Linked DNA regions of Homo sapiens: region 2 is linked to region 1. A link is an interaction called in ENCODE POLR2A ChIA-PET data of the cell type or tissue named here. Cell type or tissue: A673. All regions are shown on one strand. Links, peaks and the distances in the headings refer to the core of each region. The heading gives the core; the rest is flanking DNA.

Evidence for each region. Peaks named below come from ENCODE experiments on the same cell type or tissue, not always from the same donor. Only the 100,000 strongest peaks of a DNase experiment are listed, where the experiment ranks them.
Region 2: POLR2A ChIA-PET joins it to region 1 with 8 read pairs; 1 of 35 experiments calls an interaction of 5 or more read pairs at or near these places.

What each region holds. Positions count from the first base shown.
Region 1 is chr13:77,737,455-77,745,181 of GRCh38, reverse strand. It overlaps SLAIN1 (SLAIN motif family member 1), which reads right to left. Exons shown (of 7, transcript NM_001242868.2): 3 at 750-899. Among named protein-coding and RNA genes, the nearest start is that of MIR3665, 43 kb to the right of the region's middle. In A673, for the core only: no CTCF peak of the experiment used is centred there; no DNase peak of the experiment used is centred there; H3K27ac peaks cover 732 bases.
Region 2 is chr13:78,370,670-78,378,396 of GRCh38, reverse strand. All of the region lies in intron 3 of OBI1-AS1 (OBI1 antisense RNA 1), which reads right to left. Among named protein-coding and RNA genes, the nearest start is that of POU4F1, 230 kb to the left of the region's middle. In A673, for the core only: no CTCF peak of the experiment used is centred there; a DNase peak (open chromatin) is centred at 5,646.

The sequences.
Region 1 (7,727 bases), core at 1,064-6,063:
AGGTTCAAAGATCCACCAATGAATAGTACCAACACTGCAAAAATCCTGTGTTGCCCTTTTATAACTACATCCAGCTTCGAGACCCTCTTGAGACCCTAAGCCCTATACCTAACTCCACCAACCACTAGTCTGTCCTCTGTTCCTAACATTTTGTCATCTCAAAATGTTATATGTGTGGAATTATACAGTATGCACTCTCTTATGATCAAATTTTTTATTCACCATGATTCCCTGGAGCTTCAAGCAAGATGTTGTGTATATCAGTAGTTTGTTCCTCTTTATTGATGAGTTATACTCCATGGTATAGATGTAACATGATTGGTTTAATCATTTACCCACTGAAGGCCTTCTAAGCTAATTCCAGTTTTGGGCTATAAAGGTGCTCAGAACATTCACGTGCAAGTTTTTGTGTAAACACGAATTTCCACTATTCTGGGATAAATATCCAAGAGTGCAGTTTGCTGGGCCACATGGAAGTTGCACCTTTAGTTTTTTAGGAAACTGTCCATCTGTTTCCACAGTGACAATACCAGCAATGTCCATGTATCAATGTGTTTTCATCAGACTAAGTCCTACCACCTCATGATAGTGTGAGAAGCATATAACTGGCTCCACCTAAAAAGTAGGACAGTATGAGAGAAAGAATCTAATTATTTGCCCATTACCTGGAGAGAAATGCCTGAACCTCCCCCTCTGCCTGTATATTCCAAGTGGAAGCCTCATTTTGCTAGTTTAGAAAGAACACATACTTTCTTCTTGCAGACGAGCCATGATCTGAACATCAGTGAGGTCCTGTAATTTATATCCCATGGAGATAGAATCATCCTCCAATTCTGAAGTACTCAGCTCACTGTCGATAGATGACTGGGGACTGAGTGGGGAGCCCCTGGAAGTGTAACCTGAAACACAAAGGAAAAGTGTGTTCTTCCATCTGCAGGACTGATATCTATACATGCTTCACAATTCATATATAAACAGTCAGCAATTTGTCTCATGTTTTCATGTTACAAAAATCACCAACATGTCACCATTTAATGGTCAACGTGCACATCATGTGTACACAATTCATATATACAAAACCACTTGTTCATTGTTTTCAAATTGAATTTTCACAATTTAAAAAGTCACCATGTACTATATACTTAAATTGTTAAGAGGGTAGATTTCACATTATATTTTTTATCACAATAAAAAATTCACTACTGCTAAAATCTACATCCTATTAGATATGTATATATCTAAAGGCATGATATTATAAGAATATATATTCATGTATACTTTAATAATAAGACACACTTGTCTGACAGTAACTGATAATATATTTTTAAATTAAATTTTAATCTGGTCCATTTCTTAATGAGTACAAACAGCAGTGCTACAAATGGGTAAGAATATCACATCTAAAAGGCACACATACATATGCAGAAATATATACAACACCCACATAATATAGACCAGAGAGTAGTCACGGGAGACTTATAGCCACCCATGAGGATAAAAAAATCAATGGCTTCAGATAAAAGAACCAAAGAACAAATAGAAGAAGGCTATAGGAATGGAATCATACCAATGCTGAGAAAAATAAGAAAATGGTGAGATCCTCATCTCATAAAAAGCCACTATGACTATTTTCTTCTACACAGCCTTAGCTAAATTTAAAAGCTACCAGAAAAAAATTAAAAAAAATACAGACTTACAATCTTGAATAATAAAAACTACCTTAATTGTGTTTGACATTTAATTTTAAAAGCACATAAGCATTTGGAAATACAGAACTGCATGCATATACTTTTGCTAAAGAGGGAAGACTGTCTGCTACATAAAATTGAGAGCAGTAGATCAATGGTGTTAGAGTACAAATTAGTGCTAGGCCTTTTGTACCCAAAGTAAGTGTGCAGCACAAACTCTCCACTCTTAAGATTATTCTCAAGCTTTTCAAATGAAAGATGAATATTTAAGCCGTGTTTAGTAACTGAATTACAAAGCAAGCAGCTAGTCAAGAAGTTAAAATATTACCTGTTTTTTCAGGTGTTAGTATTGCTTTATTTGAGGTTTTAGAGAAGCTGGGAGTATTAATGCCATTGCTATAAGGGCTGAGTCTTGCAACAGGACTATAAGGAAAAGCCAGTGAGGCAGTTGAAGAGAAGAGACTCCGCCATCGGCTAGCTGTCACAGAAGCAGAAAATAGCAGCAGTTAGCTATATGGAAGCATATGTTGACTTGTCAGAAGGAGAAAGGGAAGAGAATAAAAAAAAAAAAAAAGACAAAGCAACTTTTCATAGGACTATCTTAACTGACTTCCACTTATCTAAATAAAAAATATATACAAAATAAACAATTTGTGAATTAGGGTCCTATTTATACATCCATTTTTAAAAAGTAAATCAATCTTACTTTGATTAAAGCCAACATGCCTGTATAATAATGAAAATTTATTTTGAGTTTCTACGTTAGAAATGTTTTCAATTTTCTATTTCCACATAAGGATTTAGTGTTTTGCAATATAAAAAAGGATTAGTGTCAAAAGAAAAACTCAAGTTTATAATCTTCCTAATCTTTAGGAATTAAGGGAAATGTTCTTAATATTAACTATATGTAATTCTATATTTTTTCTACTCAGTTAATATCAGAAAATGTTGATAAAAAACATTTTATGTAAATTCAGTATTGGATTATGGGAGGACTTAGAATGACTATTGTGTTTCCAAATGGCCTTGAGACCAAAACAAGGTTTAAAGGAAAAACAGTGTACAGAGTAACAGAGGGGTGTCTATACCAGAGCTTAACAATGACTATCCGGTACAGAGACTATTGGTGATCACTCGGATTTTTTCTTTAAAAAAAACTTCCAAATTATCTGCATTAAACATACATATTATTTATATAACTAGCTTTTCAAGGTAGGAATATACATGTTATTACTTTAATATTATTTTTTAAATTAATATAATGAACAAAAAGGAATTACACCAGCCATGGGCAGATGATCTCATTCTTACATTACCTCACTTGTCTAATTAATGTACTTCTCCCCTCCAAAATTACCACCCCTTGTATCTCCATGTTCTTGGGGTCACACACACACACACACACAAATCCCAAATCATAAAAGCTTAAGTCACACCAAACATGATTTACTCTCCTCTCATGAGATACAAATCAATGCGCTAAGCAAAATTCACTTTTCTGAAAAGTAATCATTTAGACATGTACTAAGCAGAAGGAATAATATAAAAAATATAAACAAGGCTAAACTTCAAGAAATAACTTGGTTTGTATTCACTGGGAATTTGACAAAACTTGAAAAACCAAGTATTAAAAGGACTGCTTTGAAATGCATGCCCCCAGACCACTTTTAATGAGCAATGCTAATGAGCAATCAGACAGCTGAAAAGTGCTTTAAAATGGGCAGTGGGATGGAGAGAAAAAAAAAAAACTGTGGGATGTGGACAGTCAAGAAAATAATCAGCTCCAAACTGGGATTCTTCAGATCCTTGCAAAACACCAAGTTTACTTAAAAAAAAAAAAAAAAAAATTCCTTTTACTTCAGAATCATTACGTACCAACACATTCTAACAATTACATTAAAAATATCTTTTCCTTAAGTATGTGGAAGAACTAGGCAAGGAAACCACATTCGCAATGACAACACTTTCAGAATCCACACATTTCATGAAACTGTGAAGCCTGGTTGCCAATTGACACCAGTCGTATATGTCACTTATCCAACCCGTAACTTACAGTGGTTAAGCAGCTTTTCCCAATCGGAGCCAGAACACAGACATGCACTTCCAGTTCCTTCTCTTCTATGTAGGTCAACTTGACTCCAGAATACACTACAAACTAGGGGTTAATAATGCAACACACACTAGGTAGCTGTTCTCACATGTTCAATCTCTATTATTCAAAGTTTCTCATTAAAAATTCTATATTTTAAAAGACCAATAGTTCTTTGTGACTGCTATCTTGCCTAACAGATGATGTTATTTTATACCAGTCTGATCACTTGCCAGGCAAATTACAGTAACTGCGTGTTCTCACCCACAGATGCGGGCGGCAGCACATCACAAGTAAGCAGCATTCATCACTCTGCACAATAACCACTGTGACCCAGCCTCCCTGCACAATTGACACAGTTATTGTGGCTATGACAGCAAGATCCCAACTAGGAACACAATTAGCGTCTATTGCAAGAAAGAATGCTCTACATTGTTGTTTAGCATTGAAGCTTTTCAGAAAGGGGAGGAAAATTATTGTAAAGGCAGGCTAACAAAACAATAATGCTCCACTAGTGCCCAAGGTTACAGTGGAGGAGGAGGAGGACAGGAGTGGAAGCTATCACATCCTAGTTGTTCTTCAGTACATAGCTAAAGAATTGTAACAGGAAGCACTTTTATAAAGAATAAAACAAACAAAAAGAACTTGTAAAAAAGAGCAATTTTATCTTTTTCAACCAATTATCTCAGTGGATTTTTGGTATATAAAATGATGTGAAATGATTCAAGAGGCTCAGTGATGACCGAAATAGCTCTAAAGAAAGGAGTGAGGCAATTTTGCCAAAAGAGAAAAAATGGGTGATCCATTTTTGAACAACAGTTAAATTTCCCTATACTCCTACTCCAGAGTTCTATTTATAAAAAAAGGGGGGGGGGGCGGTTCGCAAACTTGGAAGTGGCATAGACTATGCATTTTTTCATTTTATTCCAATCCCTAGAATAGCATCGAACTGGCCCCAAACAGGACTACACACTGAATCAATGTACGATACTTGGCACAGTTTTCTTTCCCAAATGCCTTAAGCTAAACTGCCTCCCAGGACACTTCTTTCTGCATAATCTCTGTAGTTCTACCGCAACTTCCTTAACCACTCACCACCTCTCACCAGATTACTGCAACCTGCTCTTCAACAAACTTCCAGCCACCAACACTGCCCTGAGCAAACCTGTTCTGAATGTCATGTATTTTAACTGTGTTACTCTCATCAATTAAAGTACCGCAGGGGCTTTTCATCAAATGCAAGACCTTAAAGGTACTTCAGCTCATTTCACTACCACCCTTACAGACTGTCATTTATCTCATGCCCACCTCTACAGTGTCTCTGAAGCTACCCTAAGGATGCACCCTTATTGGTTAAACTTTATACTTCACCTCCCTTGTCTGACAATCATCTTCTACTGAATGAATGTGATAAAGTACTAAATTGTAGACTGATACCTCATTTTTTTTCAAAAATATAAGTTGAGGGTGACTAACGGTCTCTTATTTTTTGTACATTTTCAAAGTTGCTTGACTGAAAAGATAAGTTATAACACATCTGTGTAGTTATTTTTGTATACCATTAAGCAAAGTATGACCAAAAAAACTAGATTCGATAAATGCTCCCGTGATAAAATCAAGAAAATCATAAAAAGGCAGACGACAGAATGGGTTTAAGGAACAACCTAAGTTTCTTTAATTTGTCACACTGAAAATTATTCTGTGACCAACAAAAAGTTCCCAGAAACAATGACATTCCTACCATTGCTTGATCATCTTTGCTTAGACTCAAAGTATTCAAATTGTTGTTAAATAGACATGTCTCTACACATAATCAAAATCAAATTTAAGAAAGCAATTACTTAATTCACATAAAAGAAAAAACTGATTTAATATCTTAGAAGACTCAAAAGGTCGGTAGTGCATTAAACTAAAGAGTTCAAAAATAAAGCAACACTATAACATATTCTGGCAACAATCCTTTTCATTCTTCTCACTACAGTCATTTCAGTACCTAATATAAGACTTGGAACACAGTATGCACTCAATAAATGCTAAATGTGGTCAAAATTTTGGCAAGTTGACTAATATTTCCTTATCTCAAACCATTCTACCACTCCTATCCTGACATATAAATTACTTTGCCCAATTTTTTAAACTTAAGTATAATTCTGTTAACTCTGAAGACACATAATAGTCTAATTAGATGTTTCAAACCAGCTAAAATCTCGGTGAAAAATATACCTGGAGAAGCACTTCATTAATACTTTCTAGTAACTACTAAGTTGCTGAATTTTATATCAATCTTCCGGTTTCCAACTAAATGATGTTATATTACTAAGGCCTAGGATCTGTGTGACTGGGGTAACAAACATGGAAAAGTGGTTAAACAGGTGACACTAAGATGAGTTAGTTCCTACAGCACTGCATCGCACAGTTAAAAGGAAGGATTATGCCAAGCACACTAACCGGTGGAAAACCATGCAAGAAGGCAACAAAGCTGCCACCGAATTCTGGAAATGCTGCCATTTCCTGCAATCCAAGAAAGAGTTACAAAACGGCTGCAATTCTGTTTGGGCCGTTTGGTAGCATTTCGATACATTCTACTGTACACGGCATCTGGCTTGGTTTCAGTTAGGTGAGGAAGCCCTGGAGGTCAGGACCCTCACTCTTTCTAGTGAGTTCTAACAGGAGAGCCACATTTCTCATCAGGCAGAAGTTATTCTAGAAAACAAGCCCTCCCTGTGTCCATATCTTCTCACTGTTCAGCTCCCACTTATAAGTGAGAACATGCAGTGTTTGGTTTTCTGTTCTGCGTTAGTTTGCTGAGGATAATGGCTTCTAGCTCCATCCATGGTAGGAGGAGGGACAGCATTAGGAAAAATACTTAATGCATGCTGGGCTTAATAGCTAGGCTTAATACCTAGCAAACCCAATAAAAACTCATTAGCAGCAAACTTTAGGTCTGTTTCACTAAAATTCACAGCCTATTTTCTAAATAAGTCATGGTTTTGTATCCATGCTCATGGCTGTCTTCCCAGCTAGCCAAATTTATATTCTCCCTCATTCCCTAACCCAGGTTCTGCCTTGTGGAACTGGCCAACTTTTTATTTAAATCTTCATAAGTAATGCCGTGTACCTGAGAAAAAAATATATATATATGTATATGTATATATGTGTATATATATGTATATGTATATATGTATGTGTATATGTGTGTGTGTGTGTGGGTGTGTGTGTAGTGCTCCAGAATGATTCAGATGCCCAACGTTTACAACATCTAGAGTCATTCCTTTAATCAACATTTGGCAACAGATACTAAAAAACTTCAAAGGTCAGTCTCCAAGCAGTTACCTAAATATCTTCCACAGATACACACAGCATGTGGCATTTCCCTGCTCCACAGTCATTCCGAGAAGTCTGCCTGGCCCCTATACTCCCACCCACTTTTAAAAATTCATTTCTCTATTCATTTGAATAGGCACTAACTATTGTGGCTATAGCATATCAGATGCCCCAGGTGCTGACATGAATAAGATATGGTGACTGTTCTCCTCTCCTTCCCACTCCAGTTTCTAAAGACCAGCTACTACAGAAGACAGGCAAGTAAGGTGGAATATGATGTCATATTGTAAGTGCAGTAAAAGCACCATAAGGAGTACACTCAGAGCAAAGTAAAAGCAATGATTAACTTTCTGGGGGAATCTAAACACTTCAGGAGACATTAAGTTTAATGTGGCCCTTGAAGGTTGAGGAGCTTATCTCACAGGATATGATACCATTCTAAATAGAAGTAATGCATATGAAACCAAGAACACATGAAAGAGCAGTGTACAATCAGGGAATGGCAAACGTTTGGACTAAAGCATAGGGTATAAGAGAAGAGTTAGGGCTGGAGAGGTTGGTAGGTTTGGGTTTTGCACTGTCTCATATCTATACACATTAATGAACAGTTTATACTTTAATGAACA
Region 2 (7,727 bases), core at 1,152-6,151, 630 kb before region 1:
AAAGTGATACCTACAGCCTGTATGCAAGAAAATTTGGCCATATTTTAAAAATCTACATATGCACTTACTTTTAGACCCAGCAATAGCACTTACAGGAATTTACACTGTAATTACACCTCCAATAAAACACAGATTCTAAATAAACAAATAAAACACAGTACACAGTTTTTAATTGCATCAACAATAAAAGTGTAAGAATATTAATCATATCATTGTTTGTAATTATAAAATGTGTGAAACAACCTAAATGCCCATACATAGAAGAGTGGTGGGATAAACTGTGATACGTTTGTACAAGGGAATACGAGGCATCTGTAAAAAAGAATGAAGAAGAGCTCTATGACTGATGTGGAATGCTTTCCAGGATGTATTGATAAGTAAAAAATGAGAAGTGCAAAGAGCATCTGTAGTAGGCTAATTTTTTATGTAAGCATGAAAGGAAAATAAGAAAATAAACGTGTATCAGCTTATATGTGGAAAACAACACAGTAAAGATAAATGAGAAGTAATGAGACTGGTTACTTACAGGAAGTATGGAGGAAAGAATGGAGGAATGAGAATAGAATAGAAAGGATAAGAGGAGAATGACACTTTTCTGAGTACATGCGGTTTTGGTATAATTCTGAGTTTTAGAAGCTTGTTAATGTTTCACGTGCATAAAAATAAATAATTAAAATTAACTAGAAGAGGGAGGAACCAAAAGTGTAATGTAAACAGTAACAAATTAATCTAACGGCATTACAAATGTATAGCAAAGCCACATTGAAGTGGGTAGGGAATAAAAAAATAGATCCAAGTCAATTTGGAAAACAATCTTTTGACAATATGCATAAAGGTAAAAGACAAAAAGAACTGTACTCAAATATTGGACAATAGTTTTTAAATTTGTTTTTCACAGAAGTATGAGTTAGTGACTCTGAGACTACTTTATATGTAATCTGGAATTAAATAAATGTGTAAATATATTGTGGCTAATGAGGTCTGGGTTTTTCGTTGTCAGATAAAGAGTTACAAATAAGGGAAGAGACAAGGTTGGAATCAGCCCTCTGGTGTTGGACTGGAATGAGACGTATCGATATGAACTCATGGTTTCTAAAATATGTACGGGTAGACAGATATAGAAATTGATGTGTGTGCATGTGTGTGTGTGTGCATGTGTGTGGATACATACTTATATTTCCCGGTTCTTTATGCTAAGGGGGCCTAGAAGAAATGACACCTCAGAAGGAACAAACACACCTAACACCCAGATCTTCGTTTCTAAATGACATTTTCCAATAAGGGAAACAAGGATTTCTTGGAGAAATTGCTGATATCATAAAATGCGTCATGACTTTCCAGGACTAGGACAAGGAAAAGAAAAACAAAACAAGATAAGCCAGGAGCATCGTGTAGTGCCAGAAATTAAGCAAGTGCTTAAAAAATGATAAACATATGTCAAAAGGACTTTGAAGGGACACAGGAGCCAATCTGAAGTAATTTTCATGGTCAAATCTAGAGAAAAGTGAATTATAACTCAAAGAATAAAGCAAATATTACTATACTTATTTATACTTATACTGATATAGATACAAAAATCAGTTGAAAAAATTGTCGAACCAACAATTCAGTAGAGAAGGGGCAGCCCTTCCCTATGGTAGGATTTTAATTAATAAGTGTGAAAGAAATAATGCAAATGGGAAATCACCATTTGACTTGACAGATACATCACAGTAATTGTTGCAAACAGAAAGCACCAATAGATGCTAAAATTAGTGTGTGAAATTATGATCAGAAACGATATATTTACATAACTCAAAGTATCACCACACAAGATATCTATTAATTGCAAAGGGAAAAGTAGTAACTTTGCAGTGAACAAGCCTGGAAGACATTACCTTTAACAAATGATTGGAGTTAACCTCATCATTAAGAAAGCATGTTGATATCATGTGCCTTCTGATATGATGCACCTAGGAGGGTACTATGCTATGGCTGTATAATACTTGCTAAAAATACACAAGCCTGTATTTAATCATGAGAAAACTTCAGACAAGGCCCAACTGAGGGCCATTCTACAAAAATATCTGGCCAATATTCTTCGAAGATTTCAAGGCCTTGAAAAACAAAAACAATTGAGGAACTTCCCCAGTTGGTGAAGGCAAAGTATGAAATCCTCAGCTGTTTCTCCATGGTTGACTTTAAGCCCACTCATTTCCTGTTTACTCTCTAACAAGTTCCAGTTTGTGTAACTTCTCTTAAAGGAGTCTTTTGGGATGGGAAGCCTTAGTCAAAGTCTTAAAAGTCAAATATCTTAAAAGGCTAAAGTGAAATTGTCATCTCGTTTGTTTCTGATATTTGACTCCTATTAAAAGGGACTGAATTTCATAAAATTCCAAAGGAGTCATGCAATGTTGTTATCTCAAATTGAGGTGGGACACTTAAATAGGACAGAGGGGGTGACTGCCAAGCCACTGTTGCCATCTGAAGCTGCCACACTGTTTCCTAAATCCTGCATCTATAGTTGATGTGTTATGGAGTCTCCATATAGAATCTTGTATTCATTCCCATTATATTTTATCTTGCTAGATTTTACATCATTGGTGTAGCTTGTTGATATCTTTTTCTATTTGAAGCTGTAATCAAATACAAAAGCCATTGTGCCATCTAAAAATTTGTTGAGTAAGCCTTCTATACTTTCATCAGAGTCATGGATAAAAATGTTGAACAAAATCAATCTCCTTCTAGACTGATATCAATTATTACGTAGAATACATTTTCATCATACAAATTATTACTAACCCAACTCACCCAAAGTATCCATGTATTCAGTCAAGCATGCTCCATTTTGTTCACCAGGATATAAAAGGGAAATTGTCAAACGAATTTGGAGTTTAGAGTCTTTTTACCACAGTTCATGAATTAATGTCCTACATTTGTTGTTTGGCTGAGAAAAGGGTCTCTCACAGCATCTAGTATCACAAACGTCAATTGAAGTCTGTGTCAATCTGGCTTCATTTCTGCTCTGGCCGCCTTAGAATTATCACTGAACAACTGCCAACGTGTCACTCCAAATAGCATCTGGAGAAAGTAGAGACACTGACAAGCCAACAAGGTATTTTTTGTCCTAACTTCTGTTCCAACAAAAATGATGAGATTAAGTGAATGGGTACTTCATAATACAGGCAACTCGAGTTGCTCCTAGCCAGGAAACATAAGCTTTTATTAGCCCATTTATGCCTAGTGTTCTATTATTGGAACACATGTGGGTCTTTTAACACAATTTAAATAATTATATTCCATAAAATTTGTCCAAAGAAAGAAAGAAAGAGACAGTCGAGTCCACTGTTGTATATGCTGTTCAATGATTTTTAACTCATATGTCACTCTAGCCAATCTAAAAGTAGAAACTATTACAGGCAGTTTATGAAGACTCTTATCTTATTTTGGGTATATTTTTAAAAATCTAGATTGTTTATTGTATTATACAAAAAAATAAGGAAAGTCAAGTATGTTAATTTCTTTAAAATCACTTAAAATGTTTGTCCTTCCAGAAGACTTATGTGCTAAAACTCACAGCATGTAATTTCAGCTGCTGATCAGTGTATTCTGACTTATAGAAGCAAGATATTGCTGTAGCAGTCCCTACTATAGCCCATATTATTGACACTGGAGACATTTGGAGCTCTTAAGTCTGTTTGAAAATCTTTCATAGTTGCCTGCACTTGGGGCCCCCTCCAGACCTCGACCTATATATTTCTTCATCTGTGTTTAGTTGAATTGTTTAAAGTATCCTTTGTAATAAACGACTAAATTTTCAAGGCTGAGAAATTCAAGATCAAGTTGCTGCCAAATTTAGTTTCCGATGAAGACTTCCTTCCTGGCTTATAGAAGGCTGCCTTCTCTCTGCGTGCTCGCAAGATCTCTTCTTTGTGTGCTTAGTTTGTTTACTGTTCCTATAACTGAATACCTGAGACAGGGTAATTTTTAAAGAAGGTAAATTTGGCCAGGCGCGGTGGCTCACGCCTGTAATCCCAGCACTTTGCGAGGCCGAGGCGGGCGGATCACGAGGTCAGATCAAGACCAACCTGGCTAAAACGGTGAAACCCCGTCTCTACTAAAAATATAAAAAAATTAGCTGGTCGTGGTGACAGGCGCCTGCAGTCCCAGCTACTCGGGAGGCTGAGGCAGGAGAATGGCGTAAACCCAGGAGGCGGAGCTTGCAGTGAGCTGAGATCGCGCCACTGCACTCCAGCCTGGGCGACAGAGGGAGACTGTCAAAAAAAAAAAAAAAAAAGGTAAATTTATTTTTTTATAGTTCTGGACACTGAAAAGTCCAAGGTTTAGGGGCTGCATCTGGGAACTTTGCTCTTTGCTCTTAAGGCCTTGAACTGACTGGATGAGGCTCACCATATTATGTAGAGGAATATGTGCTTTATGCAAAGTAAAAATTAACAAAATTTATAAGAAATTAACTACATATGAATCATAGACCTAAATATGAAATGCAATATTATAAAACTACTGAAAGATAACATAGGAAGGAACTTATATGACCTGGGATATGGCAATTAATTTTTAGATGCAGCATTAAAGACATGATCCAAGAAAGACTTCAGTAAAATTAAAATCTTCTGCTCTGCAAAAGTCACTAACATGAAGACGAGAAGACAAACCCTAGAGTGGGAGAAAATATTTGCAAAACTATCAGATAAAGGACCATTATCCAAAATACGCAAAGAACTTTTAAAACTCAGCAATAACAAAACACACAACCCAATTAAAAACTGGACCGAAGGCCTTAAGAGACACCTCACCAAAGAAGATATACAGACTGCAGATAAGTCTGTGAATGTGAAAAGGTGTTCAACATGTCATCAGAAAATGCAACTAAAAACAATAATGATGTAATCCCAGCACTTTGGGAGGCCAAGGCAGGTGGATCACGAGGTCAGGAGATTGAGACCATCCTGGCTAACACGGTGAAACGCTGTCTCTACTAAAAATACAAAAAATTAGCCAGGCGTGATGGCGGGTGCCTGTAGTCCCAGCTACTCGGGAGGCTGAGGCAGAAGAATGGCGTGAACCTGGGAGGCGGAGCTGGCAGTGAGCCCAGATCGTGCCACTGCACCCTAGCATGGGTGACAGAGTGAGACTCCGTCTCAAATAATAATAATAATAATAATAATAATAATAAAGAGATATCATTACACAATGATCAGAATAGCCAAAATCCAGAGTACTAACAACACCAAATGCTGGCAAGGACTTGGAGTAACAAGAATGCTGCTGGGAATGCAAATTTGTACCACCACATTGGAAGACAGTTTGGCAGTTTTTTATGAAACTGAACATACTCTTACCATATAATCCAGCAATTGTGAAACCAATCCTATAAACTTTATAAAATTAATCAGGATAAGTGAAAATAAAGCAAGCTTGCAGCACACTCAGTGTTAATGATTAGGTCAGCTTACTCCCTGACCTGTTTCCTTACAGTTGTTTGTCTATTGCCCCAGAATCACATAAACCCTGTTACAAGATTATAGCTCTTCTCTTAACTGCTTTATAGATAAACATTGTGAAACATTAAGTTTTTCATCTGAGGTATTCTTTTGGGTCCTGCATCGTGGTGAAACTAACTGACACCAGCTGGTCTGAAGGATCCCATGAGAAGCTAACTCAACAAAGAATGCAGTTTCCACATCCTGATGATTTCATCTCCCTTACCCTGACCAATCAATTACCCCAATTTTCCACCCCTGGCTCTCCGTAATCCCCTTAAAAACCCCAGCCCAAAAACTCCTCAGAGAGACAGATTTGGGGGTTCCTCCCGTCTCCTTGCTCAGCTGCACTGTGATCATTAAACCCTTTCTCTGGAAAAAAAATATTATAAGCTTTTTAAAAAACAATAGTGGAAAAATAAAACCACAATAAAAATGGTGTATAGGTCTCATAAAAATTCTAGAAGAAAACCTAGGAGAAACTCTCCTGGACATTGTCCTAGGCAAATAATTTATGACTAAGACCCCAAAAGCCAAATGCAACAAAAACAAAAATAAATAAATGGGACCTAATTAAACTAAAAAGCTTCTATACAGCAAAAGAAATAATCTTTAGAGTAAACAGACAAACCACAGAACAGGAGAAAATATTTGCAAACTACACATTTGACAAAGGACTAATATCTAGAATCTGCAAGGAACTCAAACAAATCAGCAAGAAAAAAACAAATAATTTCATTAAAAATTATTGAAAGTGGGCAAGTGACATGAACAGACAGTTCTCAAAAAAAGATATACAAATGGCCAAGAAGCATATGGAAAAATGCTCTACATCACTAGTCATCAGCAAAATGCAAATTAAAACCACAATGAGATACTACCTTACTCCAGCCAGAATGACCATTATTAAAAAGGTAAAAAAATAGACATTGCATGGATATGATGAAAGGGAATTCTTATACGCTGGTGGTGGAAATGTAAATTAGCACAACCTCTATGGAAAACAGCACAGAGATTTCTCAAAGAACTAAAAATAGATACACCATTCAATCCAGCAATTCCACTACTGGATATCTACCCAAAGGAAAAGAAGTCATTATATCAAAAAATCACCTGCATGCATACGCTTATTGCAGCACAATTCACAACTGCAAAAATATGGAACCAACATAAGTGCCCATCAAACAATGAGTGGATAAAGAAAATGTAGTACATATACACCCTGGAATACTACTCAGCTGTAAAGAAGAATGAAATAATGGCTTGTGCAGCAACTTGGATGGAGCTGGAGGGCATTTATTCTAAGTGAAGTAACTCAGGAATGGAGAACCAAATACCATATGTTCTCATTTATAAGTGGGAGCTAAACTATGGGTATGCAAAGGCATACAGAGTGGTATAATGGACTCTGGCTATTCAGAATTGAGGAGGTTGAGAAGGGTGTGAGGGATAAAAAGCTAAATATTGAGTACAATGTACATGATTTGGGTGATGGGTACACTAAAATCTAAGCCTTCACCACTTTATAATTCATCCATGTAACTAAAAACCACTTGTACCCTCAAAGTATTGAAATTTAAAATATATTTATATACATATAAAGAAAAAGATGTATAGGCTTGACCCTTTTAAAATCTCTGCTTTAGAAACATTATATACTGTAATAAAAGAAAATAAACAGAGAAAAATATCTAGAGTAAATACTGTAGAGGGTTACTCTTCCTAATATGTAATGATACACAAGTTGATTAAAAAATACTGAAGCTCAAACAAGTCAATATTGGTGGGAATATAACTGGCACAAGCTTTCTGAAGGACAAATTTGATAATGTATATCAAATGTTTAAAAAATGGTACACCTTTGACCCAGTAATTCTGTTTCTGGTAATCTATTTTAGGAAGACAATATTCTAGGTAAATAAAATGAAATAACAGGAGAAAGCAATACAAAAAAGATCTTAGAAACAGCATCATTTATAAACAGGAAAATCTATATAGACAAGAGAAATGTTCAATAACATGGCAATAGTTAAATTATGTCAAATTAAATAAAATTTGAAAATCTCTAATTTACAATGTCAATATAAAAAAGAGCAAATAAATTATTACTTATGAAATAATACACATAAGAAGAAAAAAATGCCTATATACCTATGGCAAGATTGTGTGCTTTTTAATTTCCTTTAAAACTTTTTATCTCTACATTTGAAACTTTGTCCCATGGATGTTAACTGTCATGTGCTT